2 separate regions of the Homo sapiens genome follow, and region 2 is linked to region 1. A link is an interaction called in ENCODE POLR2A ChIA-PET data of the cell type or tissue named here. Cell type or tissue: PC-3. All regions are shown on one strand. Each heading gives the region's core, and the rest is flanking DNA. Links, peaks and the distances in the headings are about the cores only.

Region 1 (7,988 bases), core at 1,843-6,842:
CTGAATCTTCTGGAGTTGGCATGCAGCACTCTGTGAAAGATGTCACATTTAGACTCTGCCTTACATAAAATGTGTGCAATGTCTATGCTTAACTCCCGGCACCTGTCTCTGCCTTATTTTCTCTGCCCACTTAAAATATCTTATAACAATGTCCCCATGTTTACCATTTTTTTTCATACGCAGAGTTTTGAACGTGGTACGTTTGAAAGTTTTGTAGGAAAAATCTTTTGCATGGTGAAAGCAGTTTATAGCAAACCTACATATCTACAGAAACACTTGTATGGAAAAAAGAAAAAAAGAAGAGTGCTGCCAGACATTTCACAGAATTCAGTGCTGCAATGTACCCAACATGGATGAAATCTGGTCCCAGCAAAACAGGATTTCTTTCTGTGAGAAAATCCCGCGGCATATAGTTCCCCAGCTTCCTTTATAATGTATCTTCCTTCATTCCCCAATCTCCTCCCCTTCAATGGATTCAACTTTCAATTTTCTACCATTTCCCTGCAAAATGTCTAGAATCTATTCTTTGGCTTCTCATAATTCCTGTCCTGATTCCATTTCCACACCATTTTCTCCAACCTCATGTCTCTTCCCTTTTTTTTTTTTTTTTTTTTTTTTTTTGGCAAAAGGTCACCGTGAAGGCAAAATAGGTTAGCGAGAAGGCAGCTTCTATTGGGCTATGCTTCAATTTTTCTCTTTTGAGTTTCTCCCTACCTCCTTGGCCATTTCCTTAAACCTGTCTACACAGCTGTACACCACTGAAAGTGGGGTGTTGATATGCCAAAGAAAAATGGGCAAACTCCGTGTGCCAGCACACCATCACATGAACAGAAAATGAGAAACTGAAAATACATTTGGTGAAGGAATTCAGGAAACTGAGGGACAAATTGTCACAATGAAGATTTACCCCCTTGGTGTCAACACACCCAGGAAGATCAAAGTGAAAGACGAGGTAGAAGCTAATGTCAGCCCACAGAAGCTGGATGTGAGCACAGAGGCAGGCAGGCCAATCATGGGTAGAAGGATAGAGCTCTCTAGGGGAGCTAAGTTCAGAGCCCAGAGATGGCGAAACCTGAGAGTGTTTTAGAACCAGAAAGGCACTGTGACATCCCTGAGGTAATTTAGGGTGCTGTAAGTAGAAGCGGAAAGGAATAATTAGAGGAACTACATTCTATTCAGGTTTGTAGGAAGAATAGGATGGAGAGAGTCAGAGACTTATGAAGGCCCTCATCTTCATCACTTCTAGGGGGCTGATGGCTTCAAAGGGATGGAATCCAACATCTGACAAATCCGGGTGTTTATCTTGCTCCTAGGAAGTAAGGATGGTTCTTTATTCCTTCAAACTTAAGGATATTACTTTTTCTCTCCTTAAAATCAAGGAAATTAATTCTACATAAAAATAATTATATATAATATGTGTATAAATAACATACATATTCATATAGATTATATATATGTATACATATATGTATGAATTTGAGAAATAAATAAAGGAAAATGAATTAATTCAAAAGCAAAGACTGACTGTCCAGACAAAATAAGCTGGAAGATCATTAAGCAATTTACTCCAGAGAGTGTTCAGATATTACCATTAACACAGAAATATAGGACACTGACATTCTTCATAACAGATGCTCTTGAAAAATGAAGGGTTTGAAAAAAAGAATAAGGAAAAATAGCTAATATATGATAAACAGCTCATAGAATCAGAAAGAAATACAAATAAAAAAACTGTCCTTTAAAAAATATGGAAAATTTATAAACTTGATTTTCTTCAAAAATCATTAGTTTCAGAGTACTACAAAAATATTTTTAGTCTACACTGTATGAAAGACATATATTTTCAGATAATAACACATGGAGGCAAATTAGCTTTGTGTTTGCATCTTGCAGACATTGCAGTAAACATTTAGCCACCAATATCAATAATAAGTTTGTTTTATTCAGTATAATAGTCTTCAAAACATAGACCTGTGTTTACAGATCAAGATTAAATCAAGGGGTTATTATTAACCCTGGTAGTGACCTCTCTTTGCTGAAAATCAAATAAATCTAACAGGCATTTCTTTTAACTAAGCCCTTGAAAGAGAGAGGTTCTATCAGTGTTTGCAAAGACTGTTAAACTAGAACAAGAATTAGCTATTTGTTTCTGGTTTACTTTGCTTTAATATTTTAATGGTGCTATAAATTTTGGAGCTAATTAACATAAGAAAAAGTTCCATCCAGTGTTTTAAAATATTTTAGAACATTCTATAAATAGTTTCAGACAATCTTCTGACTCATGTTTAAAAACATGTCCAATTTATATCAGAATAACTCAAAATTGCAAATAACACCACCTTCCACCCAGAATCACTTCTGCTTAAGACACAGTAAAAGTAACCAGATTTACTCCCCTGCCTGAAACAACCTGTTATAATCTGTTTAGTCTGCTATAACAAAATAGCTTAGACTGGGTAATTTACAAACAATAGACATGTATTGCTGATAGTTCTGGAGGCTGGGAAGTCCAAGATCAAGGCATTGACAGATTTAGTGTCTGGACTGGGACAGTTCCTGGTAGATGGTATCTTCTATGTATCTTTAAATGGCAGAGGGAGTCAAAAAGCTCCCCCGGGCCTCTTTTATAAGGACACTAATTCCATTCATTAGAGCTCTGCCCTCATGACCTAATCACCCCCCAAAGCACCTCACTGCTTAATATTATCACACTGGGGATGAGTTTTCAACATATGCATTTTGGGGGTTGGGCACAAACATTCAGGACACAGTGCAAACAAAAACAAAAACAGATGGACAAAACATATGAAACAACAATTTTCAAGACCCACTGGACATATGACAACAATGATCCCTGAGAGACGGTAGACAAATGAGGTAGGCCCTGTGATTGTCCCAGCTACTACTCTAGCTTACTTACAAGCCATGTTGAGGGAGGGGAGAGAGATGGAGCTGAGAGTCCGGGGAGACCAAGGAGGAGAGAGAGAGAGAGAGAGAGAGAGAAAGAGAGAACAAACTCTGGGAGTTCTGCAGAGGGTCCCCCTTCAGTATTTATCTGAGTACAGACCAAACTGTGCACGTGGGGAAACTACCTAAAGCCAGAGGGGAAAAACTACCTAAAAGGATGAGGAGATAATGCAATGTAATAATGAAAAATATTTAGTTGATCAAACACAAGGCAAGAACACAGGGAAAAGGGAGCAAAGAATATACAGGACAAATAGAAAACAAGTAGAAAGATAATAGATTCACATTTATCCACACTGATAATTATATTAAATGTAAATGGTTAAAATGCATAAGTCATCAGCTTGGACCAGAAAAGAAAACAAGCCTCAACTACAGTTGCCTACAAGAAACAGACTTTAAATATAAAGGCAAAAATAGTTTAAAAGTAAAAGAACTTTTACTTTCAAAGTTCTTTTAAAACTTTTAAAAATATACCAAAATATACCATGCTAAAACTAATTTTTAAAAAGTGGAAGTGACTATATCAGTATTAGACAAAGCAGATTTCAAGGCTAAGACTATTAAGGGATATAAAAGAGTGCACACAGAATATTTACCAAGATAAACCGTATTCTGTCTCATAAAAGGTCTCAATACCGTTAAAAGGATTCAAGTTATATAATGTATACTCTCTGACCACAGTGAAATTAAATTAGAAACCCATAACAAAAAGATGTTTGAAAAATAGTCAAGTCATTGGAAATTAAATATACCTGTATCTATTAAATAATTATTTGTTGTTGAAAACCTTCCCACAAAGAAAGTTCTGGGCTCAGATGGTTTTGTTTGTCAATTCTACCAAGTATTTAATAAAAAATACCAATCCTACACAAAATCTTTTACAAAAAGAGAGAATATTTCCCAAGTAATTTTTTGAGGTCAGTATTACTCTGATACCAAAAGCAAGCATTACAAGAAAAGGTAAGTATAGTATGATATCCCTAAAGAACATACATGCAAAATTGTGCAGAATTTTAGCAAATACAACAAATACATAAAAGCATAATAAATGCAGAATTTTAGCAAATACAGTAAATACATAAAAGCATAATATGTTTTGAACAGGATAGTTTGTCCCGGGAATGCTAAGTGGATTTCACATTCAAAAGTCAATTAATGTGATTCATCACATTAATGAGCTAAAAAAGATAAAATCATCTCAGTGGACATAGAAAAAGCACTTGACAAAAATCCAACATCCATTCTTGTTTTTCCAAAAAAAAAAAATTTCAGCGAACTCAAAATTGAAGAGATTTTTCTCAACCTGATAGAGGGCATTTATGAGAAATCTATAGCTAATATCTTCTTTTAATAAATGTTTCGAAAATTAATGAGATCAGTGCAAGCAATGGTGCCCTGGGTCTTTGAGAAAGTAGAGCTCACGTCAGCTGCCTGATTTGGTTTTGTGCCTACTAAATTTTTTAGATCCTAGGCTAGGGTTTTGTGAAATGCTTTATCTAGTGTAACTGGCGCTTCCTGCTGCCAGTCTACATTCATTCGTCTTTAGCCTGCACCACCCTTAACTAGGGAGGCCGATGGCTGTCTCTCCTCAGGTTAACTGTCTGGGGATTTGGCCTCAGAGACAACACAGACGTAAAGCTCCTTGGGATTCCTTCCATCATTTGTGTTCTAAATGATTAGTAAGAGTGCAGTCTAATTTTTATTGTCATGCATGACTTGGGGTACAGTCATGCTGAACCACATAAATCTTTAGAGCCAATCATTGCAGGAACTGGTTTGACTGTTTCCACAAGTAATCTCGCCAGCATTCTCAATGTGGGCTCTTGAATCATCACTCCTAAATTTCTGAGCTCATCTGAGCTTTGCGATAATAATAGTCATAATTCTGAATTTAATATAGATGCTTTCATCTGCAAAGTGCTTGGCAAACATTAACTAATTAGACCCCGGATGCTCCTCTTGAGGTCCTCAAACAAATAGCACTGCCTCATTTTTGAAATGAGGGGTAAGAAAAAGACCTGAAGCTCAGAGCTCATTAGGGTAGCACAAAAGACAGTGGGAATCAAACCTAGAACCTGCTCTCGTCACATGGGCTTGGGTGACATACCTCCAACAGAACACTTTCCTGGAATCATTAACCTAACTTTTCTTTTGCAAGGAACGTGCATGACAAATGTGGTTACTTTAAAATGATAGGATTTCTTTTTATGAGTTATTGAAGTTTTGCACTGAATATTCCTTTCTACCTAAAGAATTAAGCCCCACATCTTGAGTCATGCTTGGAATGGTATTAACCTCATATTTTAAAGAGGCTTCTCCTAGGGCTTATGGTGAAACAAGAATACCTATGCACAGGCCACAGTTATGTCAGTGAGCATAAAAATTAAGAGTGCCTGCAAGTGCCTAGCTGCAGGTCTTCCTCATCCCAGCAATCAGGTCATCTGCACAATGAGATACGGAGGCTATCTGAGTGTCTGACTAAACTCTGCCAAAGCTCCTTTATTTGTTAAGCCTAAATTTAATATTCCCCTGCCTCCAAATTAATTCACCCTAATAATTTGGAATGTCCTTCACTTTTGCTGCCTCCTTTATGAATCAATCTAGAGATCACAAGTGAAAAGCTAACATTACTATTGCCTCTGTGTAAAAGTCCATAAATAATACTTCTTCATTATCAACAAAGAGTATTTGCTATCCAGTTCAGTCATGAGGTTTTTATAATTAGGAAGGGAATCTGGTAATCTCTTGTATTTATTTGCTTACTTTTATGAATGTAGCAACAATTGTGTGCCAGGCTATTGAGAATAAAGTGTGTGGGACAGAGACATCCACCGATTCATGTGAACACCAACAAGCGTTTGTCTGAATCTGGCCTTGAATGTACTTGGTGGTTTCCTTCCCTGCCAGCAGTAAATTTCAATGCTTGTAACAAATGATCTTTAATGGCTTCATTGCAATAAAGGCAGCCCATTTTGTTCTGTGCAGCCAGACCCAAGTCTTGCTTAAAGTAGGCCACCTTCCCTTGGAGCATTTATCCCACTATTTCAAAGTGCTTGGTATATATTATAGAACTTTCTCCATGGTTTTAGAAGACATCTGAACAATGGTTAAGAACAAAGTTTTTAGATGGGAGAACTGACTCAGCAGATCTCCTCCCAAGGTCAGCCTCATTAGCAGCCAATCAGATGTGTGCCTGCTGCTTGTTCCTTTGCATATTCAACACATATTTATCATGTATTTATTATGTGGTACAGTACAGGCATACTTCCTGCCCTCCGAGAGTTTACAGCCTGGTAAGAATATGAGATAGTCAAGTAATAATGTATAAAACCCTATTAGAATAAAATATGCTGCTTCGACACTTAGGAGAGTGACTCCATTCCAGTTTGGGGCATGAGGGATGATATGGGACAGTAACTGCTTTCTACACTGAGATCTGAAAGGCAGTATGTGTTAGTAAGCTAGAGGGAGAGGCAGAAAAGAGAGCTGCAGGCCAACGAAGTAGCTTGCATGAAAGCCTGGAAGCAACAGAGTGTGCAGAGTGATGGGGTGAGTGGATTTCACTCTATCAGGACCAAGGTAGGAAAAGAGAAGGCAGGAGATGCAGCTATATATATACTTGAACCAGGTTTTGCTGGTTTTGTAAGCCATGGTAAGGACTTTGGACTTTTTCCTGAGAGTAATGGGGAAAACTTTGAAGGGCTTGAGCAATAGCATATCAGGACTGGTTTTGTATCTTTTAAAATATCAGCCAGGTGCAGTGGCTCACACCTGTAATCTCACCACTTGGAAGGTTGAGGCAGGAGGATCGCTTAGGGCCAGGAGTTCAAAATCAGCTGGGCAACACAACAAGACCTCATCCCTACAAAAATAAAAAAGAACTTAGCTGTGAGTGGTGGTGCACACCTGGGGTCCCAGCTATTGGGGAGGCTGAGGTGGGAGGATTGCTTGAGCCCAGGAAGTCGAAGCTGCAGTGAGCCATGATCACACCACTGCACTCTAGCCTGGGTGACAGAGTGAGACCCTCTCTCAAAAAAAATCTTTTTAAATCATTTGTAGAGCAGAGTGGAGAAAGATTGTTGGGCAGAGGCCATTCAAGAGGCTGCTGTAGTAACGCAGATATGTCATGATGGTGGCCTAGACCAGAAAAGTAGCAATGAAAACGGAGAAAATGGAATGGACTTAGAGAAGATACAAGAGTTAAAATTAAGACTTTCAGATTGTTGACTATGGCAGGTGAAGGAGAGGGCGGAGTCAAAGCCGACTCCCAGGTTTCAGCTGGGTTGATGTTGGTTCTATTTCTTGATATTAGGAGCACAAGGAAGAATAGATGAGAGTAGGAAATGAGGATGAGAAATGAAAATTTCATTTGGTAGTTTAATTCTAAACTGCCTATGGGGATGGCCTGTAGACAGCTGGATGCATTTGTGTGAAGTCTAGGAGAGAGAGAGAGACTGGGGATATGGGTATGGGCATCATTACTATAAAGATAGTAGATGAACCAGGAAATTGCCCCAGGGAGGAAAAGAGGGGATCCTTGGATAAAATCACTGAAGAATATTGTCATATAAGGGGCGAAGAGGAGTATGCAAGGAAGACTAAGGAATGGCCCGAGAAGTACAAAGAAAGCCAAGAGAGAAAGATACCACAAAAGCCCAGGCAACGGTGCTTCAGGAAGGACAAGAGGAAGTGAATCAATAAGGAACTGAAACATATGAACAGGATTTAGGAAAAAGGTTGTTGGTGTCTCTAGTGAGGACATTTCATTTTAGTGGAATGGTTATAAAATAAACCATACGTCTGGGAGCTGAAGAGTGAGAAAATATAGACAACACGTGTAGACCTTTTTTGAGAAATTGGGAAGAGGAGGAGAGAAACATGGTATTAGCTGAAAGGTGAGGAGGGGTGGATAGCTGACGATTTTACAATGCGAAAGAGCCGAAAACATTTAACTGCTTACAGAGAAGGCAAGGAAGAGAGAAGAGAAAGAGTTCAGGATGGAGAGCGCATCATTTATG
Region 2 (7,988 bases), core at 1,558-6,557, 1.3 Mb after region 1:
ACCACACGGCACACCAAAAACAGCTGACACATCTCCTTGGATTTAAAACAAAGTCATCCCAGCATCTCATTTTCATCCTACCATAGCCTTATCTAATTCTTTAATGTTCTCTTTACTTTGATGAGGAATTTAATTATAAACAAAAAAAGAGAAAATACATCTATAAACGCTTGCCCCACAACTAATAACACTTAGATATTATGTTAGTTATAACATGTTTAACCTTGTTCTCATCAGTGTTCATTTAATGTTTTACCTTTTTTCACTTGGCCTAGTACAAGCATGTTTCATTCTGCTATATAGACTCTATGTTGTTTCTTCTAATGAATAACCGTGGCTGACTTCACCATTTTCCTCTTGTTGAACTTCTGAAGCTATTCTAATGGTTTCGGAAATTAAATAATGTGGGACTGAATATCCTTACCCATAATTTCAGTTCCCTAGGGATAACAAGTATTACAGAGGACTGCAAGGGCATGAACATTTTTGTAGATCTTGATAATCATGCCAAATTGCTGTTCCGAGAAGATGCAGTCTTTTACACAACATCACCAACAACGTCCAAATGCACCAGGCCACTGTGACTTTGCAGCGTCAGGTATGTTAATCATTTTTGGTTTTGCCAATTTAACAGGATATAGGATAATATTTTAACTTTTGAGTCTCTGAAGACTAGGTTTATTCGGTGCTTTTCTGTGGCTTTTTACTGGTTAATTCCCTCCTTTGTGAATTGCCCACTTGGGTCCTTTGGGCAAACATCCACTAGGCACTTAATGTTCTTCTCATAAACTTGATGGGGTTAAAGTGCCTCATAATTGTTTTGCATTTTCAATTAGAAGCTTTCATAATATGAAAGAATAATAGAGACTTAATTCCATCACTGATTAGTTGGATAAATGTTCAGAAGTAAACCAACATTATCACTACCCCCAAGGACTCCCACCTCTGGGAAATAAAATGTGCTTTACTTTAAGCCAGTGGCTTTCCAAGTTACTAAACACAGTCCACATTTCTCACCCACTACTGCTTTCCACTAGAACAAACTCAGTGATAAAAATGGACTATCACCACGTAAACAGAGGGGAGAAAATACACACCTATTTAGAAACAGAGTCACAAATGAGTCATATTTTAACAGCAAAACATACCTGACTTCAATTCTCATTATTAGGAAATTATAACTCCAAAGCACTACTGATGCTAAAAACACAGCACTACATCCTATAGATCTGGCCAAAGAACTCTCCACAAACTGCACGGAGTCACCTTTTAGGCAAGGCTTGGCTTCTAAAATCAAGGCTAAGGTTAAGACAAAATTATCCTTGAAAATTACTTAAATAGCACACACAGTAAGCACATGTGGTTTTCTGAGTGCTGCATTACCTTTCACAAAGCCTAACCCTGCCAATTTTCCTGCAGCATTGGAAGGGATTGCTGTTTCTATGGTTGAATACCAGAAGAAACGCATCTGGCCTGTATTTAAGGAGATGTTGCATGAAAAAAATACATATTGTTAATTATTTTTAAGCAAACATTGAGACTTGAATTAGTATAAGTTAAATGCACATGACACAATGCAACTGTAAACTGATGATAAAGACAAATGAACTAATTTATAATTTAAAACCAAAACAAAAGCAGCAATTGAAAACCACAACCAACTCAACACTACACTGATCTTATACCAATAAAACATCCTTCTCACAATTGGCTTGAATTAAAACTACCTGCATGCACATATGTCATTGCTTTGCAATCCTGCCAAGTACTAAGTGACATCCAGACTTTAGAATACTGAACTGAAATCATCAATGAAATCTAGCAATTTCACTGGTATCTGTATTTGATATAATTTTTCATTTACAGATACCAAATTTCAGTGACTCCTGGAAGTTTACCTAGTTACGAAGATGTATGTAATAGTAGAACCCAGTGGAGGATTTACATCAACACTCAAGGTTTCTCAGTAATTGTGCTCTGAAGTCACCGCTGTGAAAACAAGTGCCAAACAAATAAAGGAAACAAAAAATATGAGCAAAAGTGGGCATTTTTTAAAGTCACAAATCCTTTCAGTTTGGAGACTTACACAACATAGAAGCAGCATAGAACCCAATATTTCAAGCTCATATGACAGAGCAGCTGCTCAAAATACAGCAGCACTCTAAATTTATATACTACTGAACCAAGATTGACCACCAAAAGGAACAAATCAGTCAGGCATGGTGGCTCACACCTGTAATCCCAACAGTTTCGGAGGCTGAAGCAGGAGGATCGCTTGAGGTCAGGAGTTGAGACCAGCCTGGGCAACAAAGCAAGACCTCATCTCTGCAAAAAAACTAGCCAGGCATGGTGGTGTGTGCCTGCAGTCCCAGCTACTTGAGAGGCTGAGACAGGAGGATCACTTTAGCCCAGGAGTTTGAGGCTGCAGTGAGCTGTGATGCACAACTGCACTCCAGCCTGGACATCAGAGCAAGACCCTATCTCAAAAAACAAACAAAAAGAAAGGACAAGTCTCCTTACAGGACCAAGCCTGGGCAGGCAAGCAGAATGCAAGGCTGCCAGTTCAAGGTGCCCTTTGTCCAAACAATCTACTACAAGAGATATATGCGTGAGAGAATGAAGAAATTTGGGTGCAAATATAAAGGAAAGCAAAGTAGATGAAGTATTGCTATGAGAGTTTGTCACTTACTGCCTAAAGAAACCAAAGAAGTGGAGAGAACTCTCTCATTTTTTTAAACCACACAAATTTGTACAGAATCAAGATGTAAAGAGAAATCTGTAGGTATTATTCTAGAATTTAAAAGACATATCATAAGAACTCTTGACCCACCTCTGAAAAAGCAATAAGCAAAGCTATCATCCTCACCACCTTCATGCTTTTCAATTAATAACTTTGTTCATTTTACAAAGTAATATATGGCCAGGCATGGTGGCTTACACCTGTAATCCCAGCACTTCGGGAGACCAAGGCAGAAGGATTGATTGAGCTCAGGAGTTCGAGATCAGCCTGGGCAACACAGTAAGACCTTGTCTCTACTAAAAATTTATATATACAACCCTATAGGCTCATGGTTGAAATTTTGGAAAAGTACGAAGCCAATAAAATTCATCCATAACTCTGACCAAAAAAGAATTGATCAGTTAGGCAGCCAAGAACCCTGGAAGAAAGTGAGAATATAATTTTGGAACTAGTAACAAGAAGACAAGGGAACAATAAACCCAGCAGGACACCATCTCTAAGCTCTGAGAACTAATTTTGACAAGTCCAAGAAAAATATACCTCAGACACCTACAAGAGATTACTATTTATGTGGCACAGGAGACACTAACATACGACAATCTGAGAAAGACAGAATGGCATGATCCAAAGCAATTAATCTGACTGGCTAGGGAGCTCAGTTTTTAAAACAGCAGATCTAAACACTTCAGGGGCCAGCACATGGCCAGGGAGGAAACAAAAATGTGGTATGAACCACAGGGAACTTTGTCAGAAGACAAATCCAGAATTAGCTGAAGTTCTTGAACAATTTTTTTTTTTTTTTTAGTAAGCAGAGGAAGGACAGCAAGGTTTTAAGCTATATTTGGGGCCAGGAAGAGATAAGCTACAGATAGAATACAGCTCCTATTAACTAATCATATGTTCTCTTGGTCTTTCACAACAGAAGAATCTTCAAACTAGTGAAGGAACAACATTGTGAGCAGAAAATTAGAAGCCTCCTCCCATCCGAATTCCACCATTGGTGGAAAAAGAAAACAAAAAAAAACAAATTAAGGAGACTATTTCCAAGTATTTTCAGTCGTGTTTTTTTGTGGGGGGGGGGGGCGGGTGGGGGATGGAGTCTCACTCTGTCGCCCAGGCTGGAGTGCAATGGCACAATCTCAGCTCACTGCAACCTCTGCCTCCCAAGTTCAAGCGATTCTCCTGCCTCAGCCTCCTGAATAGCTGGACTTACAGGCATGTGCCACCATGTCTGGCTAATTTTTTTTTTTTTTTTTTTTTGTATCTTTAGTAGAGACACGGTTTCACCATGTTGGCCAGGCTGGTCTCAAACTCCTGACCTCGTGATCCACCCACTTCGGCCTCCCAAAGTGCTGGGACTACAGGCGTGAGCCACCATGCCTGGCCTTCAGTAGTCTTATGTCATTTCCCTGCTTTGGAACCTTCGAAGACTCCTGCCTGCTCACAAAGCACGGACATCTTCCTATGTGACAAAGGACTCTACACTCAGTCCTTCAAGCCCCTTCCCTCCACCATCCCACCCTCTTCCCCTGGTGGACTCAGCCAGATCTGCCTCAGATGTCAATTTCCCTGGCTGGTCTCTAACTCACCATCAGCCTGAGAGGAGTTGAGAAGGCCTTCCCTGCAGCCCCATGTCCTCACATATGTGTCTCCTACTCCATTTCCACCTTTGCAAACATTTTATACAACCTCTCTCTCCCCGCACAGGGGGCTCTTAGAGGGCATCCTCACAGTGCAGCACCAGGTATACAGTAGATGCTCATTAGACATTTGGATAATTTTTATTTTTTAGAGACAGGGTCTCACTCTGTCACCCAGGCTGGAATACAGTGGTGCAATCGCTGCAGCCTCAAACTCTCAAGCTCAAGCAATCCTCCCACCTCAGCCTCCTGAGTAGCTGGAACTACAGGCATGCACTACAACAGTCAGCTAATTTTTTTTTTTTTTTAAGAGATGGGGGTTTTGCTTTGTTTCCCAGGCTGGTCTTGAACTCCTGGGCTCAAATGATCCTCCTGTCTCAGCCTCTCAAAGTGTTGGGATTACAGGTGTGAGCCACCTCACCCAGCCAAGCATTTGTTAATTAATCAACTGATTCCCTGAGGAATGATGGTGAGTCTAGGAAAGAGACCAGAAAATTAAGATGAGCACTGCCCTCCCTCCCGCAAGGAGGCCTTTGGGAAAGAGACTGCTGCCAAGTTACCACCACATCCACGGCTCTTGAGTTAGAGCTTTATCCTCCAGCAGCCTTCAGAGGTACCACTGTCCCTCCATATCCGTAATGGATTAGTTACAGGATCCCTGTGGATACCAAAATCCAAGGATGCTTAACTCCCTGACATGAAATGGCGCAGCATTTGCATATAACCTCTTGTATACTCTAAATCAGCTCTAAATCACTTATAGTACCTAATACAAACTCACTAAGCTCCAAGCCAATGTGTGTGGCTTTAGGCAAGACATTTAAGCTTGTGGTATCTCCAGGTATTCATCTGTAAATGGACAGGGGAAATAGGGAGGAAGGTTGCGGTCTGCTGGATTCTAAATCCCTCGGGCCAAGGACAGAAATGAGGCAAAGGCTGGTTCAAATCCACTTGTTTGGCAAGTAGTTGGCAATTTCACTGTGCTGCCTTAACCATCATGTTCTCAGCTTTAAGAACTGAGCATCATGAATGAAGGGGAACAGACTTCGTTTGTGTTGCTAAATGGCAAACATGAATTAACAAGGGGGAAAATGCAGCAACAATCAGGCCAACAGAGCATTTTCCAATAAGAAATGTTATTCCCTAGAATTGGCTGCCTTGAAAGGTGCCAAGTGCATGGCCACAGACAATATCCTCCAGCAGAGACATGGTGGAGGAAAATTTCTACACTGTTCAGAAGATCTACACATTTAGAAGGGACCTCTTAGGTTCCTTTCAACTCTAAATTCTATTTTATGAATTACATGACTAAGAAACTATATGTATGCTGAAAAGACTTAAGTGACAAATTATGTTTTTAATAACATTAAGAGCTTGCCAAAAAAAAGAGCTGGCTGTTTAAAATACCTGGTATGATTAAATAAATCTCATTTCACCTATCGTTTCCTTAACATGAGGTAGACCAGTATTTTTGTTCACAAAGGACTGACAAACAGCAGCTAACTGAGAAAGCTGTCAGATTCTGACTTAGAAAAATCTAGCATCCTTCAGCATACATAGTATATTTAGTTGTTCAGTATTAATATGTTTAAAGTTACAGTCACCATCCAAATAAACTAAAGCAGGCTGGGCACAGTGACTCATACCTGTAATCCCAGCACTTTGGGAGGCCGAGGTGGGCGGATCACTTGGGGTCAGGAGCTCAAGACCAGCCTGGCCAACATGGCGAAACCCTGTCTCTACTAAAAATACAAAAATTAGCCAGGTGGTGCACACCTGTAATCCCAGGTACTCGGGAGGCTGAGGCAGGAGAATCGCTTGAACCTGGGAGGTGAAGGCTGCAGTGAGCCAAGATCATGCCACTGCACTCCAGCCTGGGTGAAAGAGCTAGACTCCATCTCAAAAAATAAAATAAAATAAAGCAGCCGGGCGCGGTGGCTCACGCCTGTAATCCCAGCACTTTGGGAGGCCGAGGCCCAGCAGATCACGACATCAGGCGATCGAGACCATCCTGGCTAACACGGTGAAACCCCGTCTCCACTAAAAATAAAAAAAAAATTAAAAAAATTAGCCAGGCATGGTGGCGGGCTCCTGTAGTCCTAACTACTCGGGAGGCTGAGGCAGAAGAATGGCATGAACCCGGGAGGCAGAGCTTGCAGTGGGCCGAGATCACGCCACTGCACTCCAGCCTGGGCGACACAGCGTGACTCCATCTCAAAAATAAAATAAAATAAAGCAACTATGCAGATATCACCAGCTTTTAAATTTTCTTCAAGAAACCCTCTGAATTCAGTCCTTCTGTGAAGAAAGATGCATTACCTGACACACACAGGCAGGCAGTGGAAGACATTCATTAGCTAGAACATTTCAATAGCAAAGCATGCAAAACTGCAAATGCCATCTAGACAAGATCCATGCCTGGAGACATCCAACGTGGCACTTTCAAGGAGACGTGTCCATTTCAAAGTCCTATACACAGGCAAATTCCTTGGTGATTTTCTTGGGTCTGTCTTCTCTGAGTCCCTTCTAGCTGTAGATCTAAATGCTCGGAAGTAAACAATGACAGTAATGCCACCGAGTGGCACCTGAAATCAACTGTGACTCTCTACGATTCCCCATCCTATTCTACTTCCCTCCATCTTCTTCTTTCCCCGGAAGATGCATTACACCTTCTGGTAATCCCCATGGAAACTACTGTGAAGTCCATTTTAACTCTGCTTCTTTTGTATGAATGGTTTTAAAATTGCTGAGACTTATTTTATTAAAAAAATTAATTTGCTCTTGACACAACTAACTTCACAAACTAATCACCAAATACCTTCCTGGTTTTCCATTTCTACCTCCTGACCTGAATGCTCCTTACCATAGAGATGTGGAGAGCACTGGCTGTAAGTCCAAGTACTGGTTTACGGCAGATGTCTTGGAGATCTATCTCAATAGCCCTCTCAAAACACGTTTGTAATGATGTTGAATATAAAATAACAATTTACATAATAAGGTGCATAAGCACCTCCTTTGCACTATTAATAAATTTTTGTTGGCAATATTTTCTAGGGATAAACATCTAATTATTACAAGCCCATAATCAGAAAAATGTCTTATGAGCGTGACATTCAGGAATTATTTCTTGGAGGTCATCAGGAGTCACAATAGGAGGAAATCGTGCCCTGCTGTTAAAACTCTACCAGAATTCATTAATAAAAGCACTGCTCAGTAGAAATGTAGTCTTTGGTCTCCTGTCTATTTTATCCCCAGGGACAACAGTACGCCCTTTCTTTTCTCTTGCCGCAGTTTTTTACAGAAGCTGTATTTTTTATCATAAAAGGAGGGGAAGCTGCCATTCAAAATTGCTGTTATTTTCCTATTCTGTTTCTCTGGATAAAACAAGACTTCTAAACTAACAAAGGACAATAATCAGTGCGGAGGCAACATACGCTGAAATAAGGAAATGCTGAAAACTAACATTCACCACGCCACACATAAAAAGCAGCTGAAACTCAACGTGAAAGCTAAACCTCAAGATATGACTTCACACAGCTATAACGGGAAACATAAAAGCAACTTGGGATTTCCTCTATTTGAAGGGATGCATTTCCGCTTACTTTGTA

Evidence for each region. Peaks named below come from ENCODE experiments on the same cell type or tissue, not always from the same donor. Only the 100,000 strongest peaks of a DNase experiment are listed, where the experiment ranks them.
Region 2: POLR2A ChIA-PET joins it to region 1 with 5 read pairs; 1 of 35 experiments calls an interaction of 5 or more read pairs at or near these places.

The regions. Positions count from the first base shown.
Region 1 is chr10:33,448,585-33,456,572 of GRCh38, forward strand. No RefSeq gene overlaps it. Among named protein-coding and RNA genes, the nearest start is that of NRP1, 120 kb to the left of the region's middle. In PC-3, for the core only: no CTCF peak of the experiment used is centred there; a DNase peak (open chromatin) is centred at 4,707; H3K4me3 peaks cover 809 bases; H3K27ac peaks cover 1,607 bases.
Region 2 is chr10:34,773,025-34,781,012 of GRCh38, forward strand. All of the region lies in intron 1 of PARD3 (par-3 family cell polarity regulator), which reads right to left. Among named protein-coding and RNA genes, the nearest start is that of PARD3, 38 kb to the right of the region's middle. RefSeq lists enhancers at 5,822-6,322, 6,323-6,823, 7,958-7,988. In PC-3, for the core only: no CTCF peak of the experiment used is centred there; a DNase peak (open chromatin) is centred at 5,980.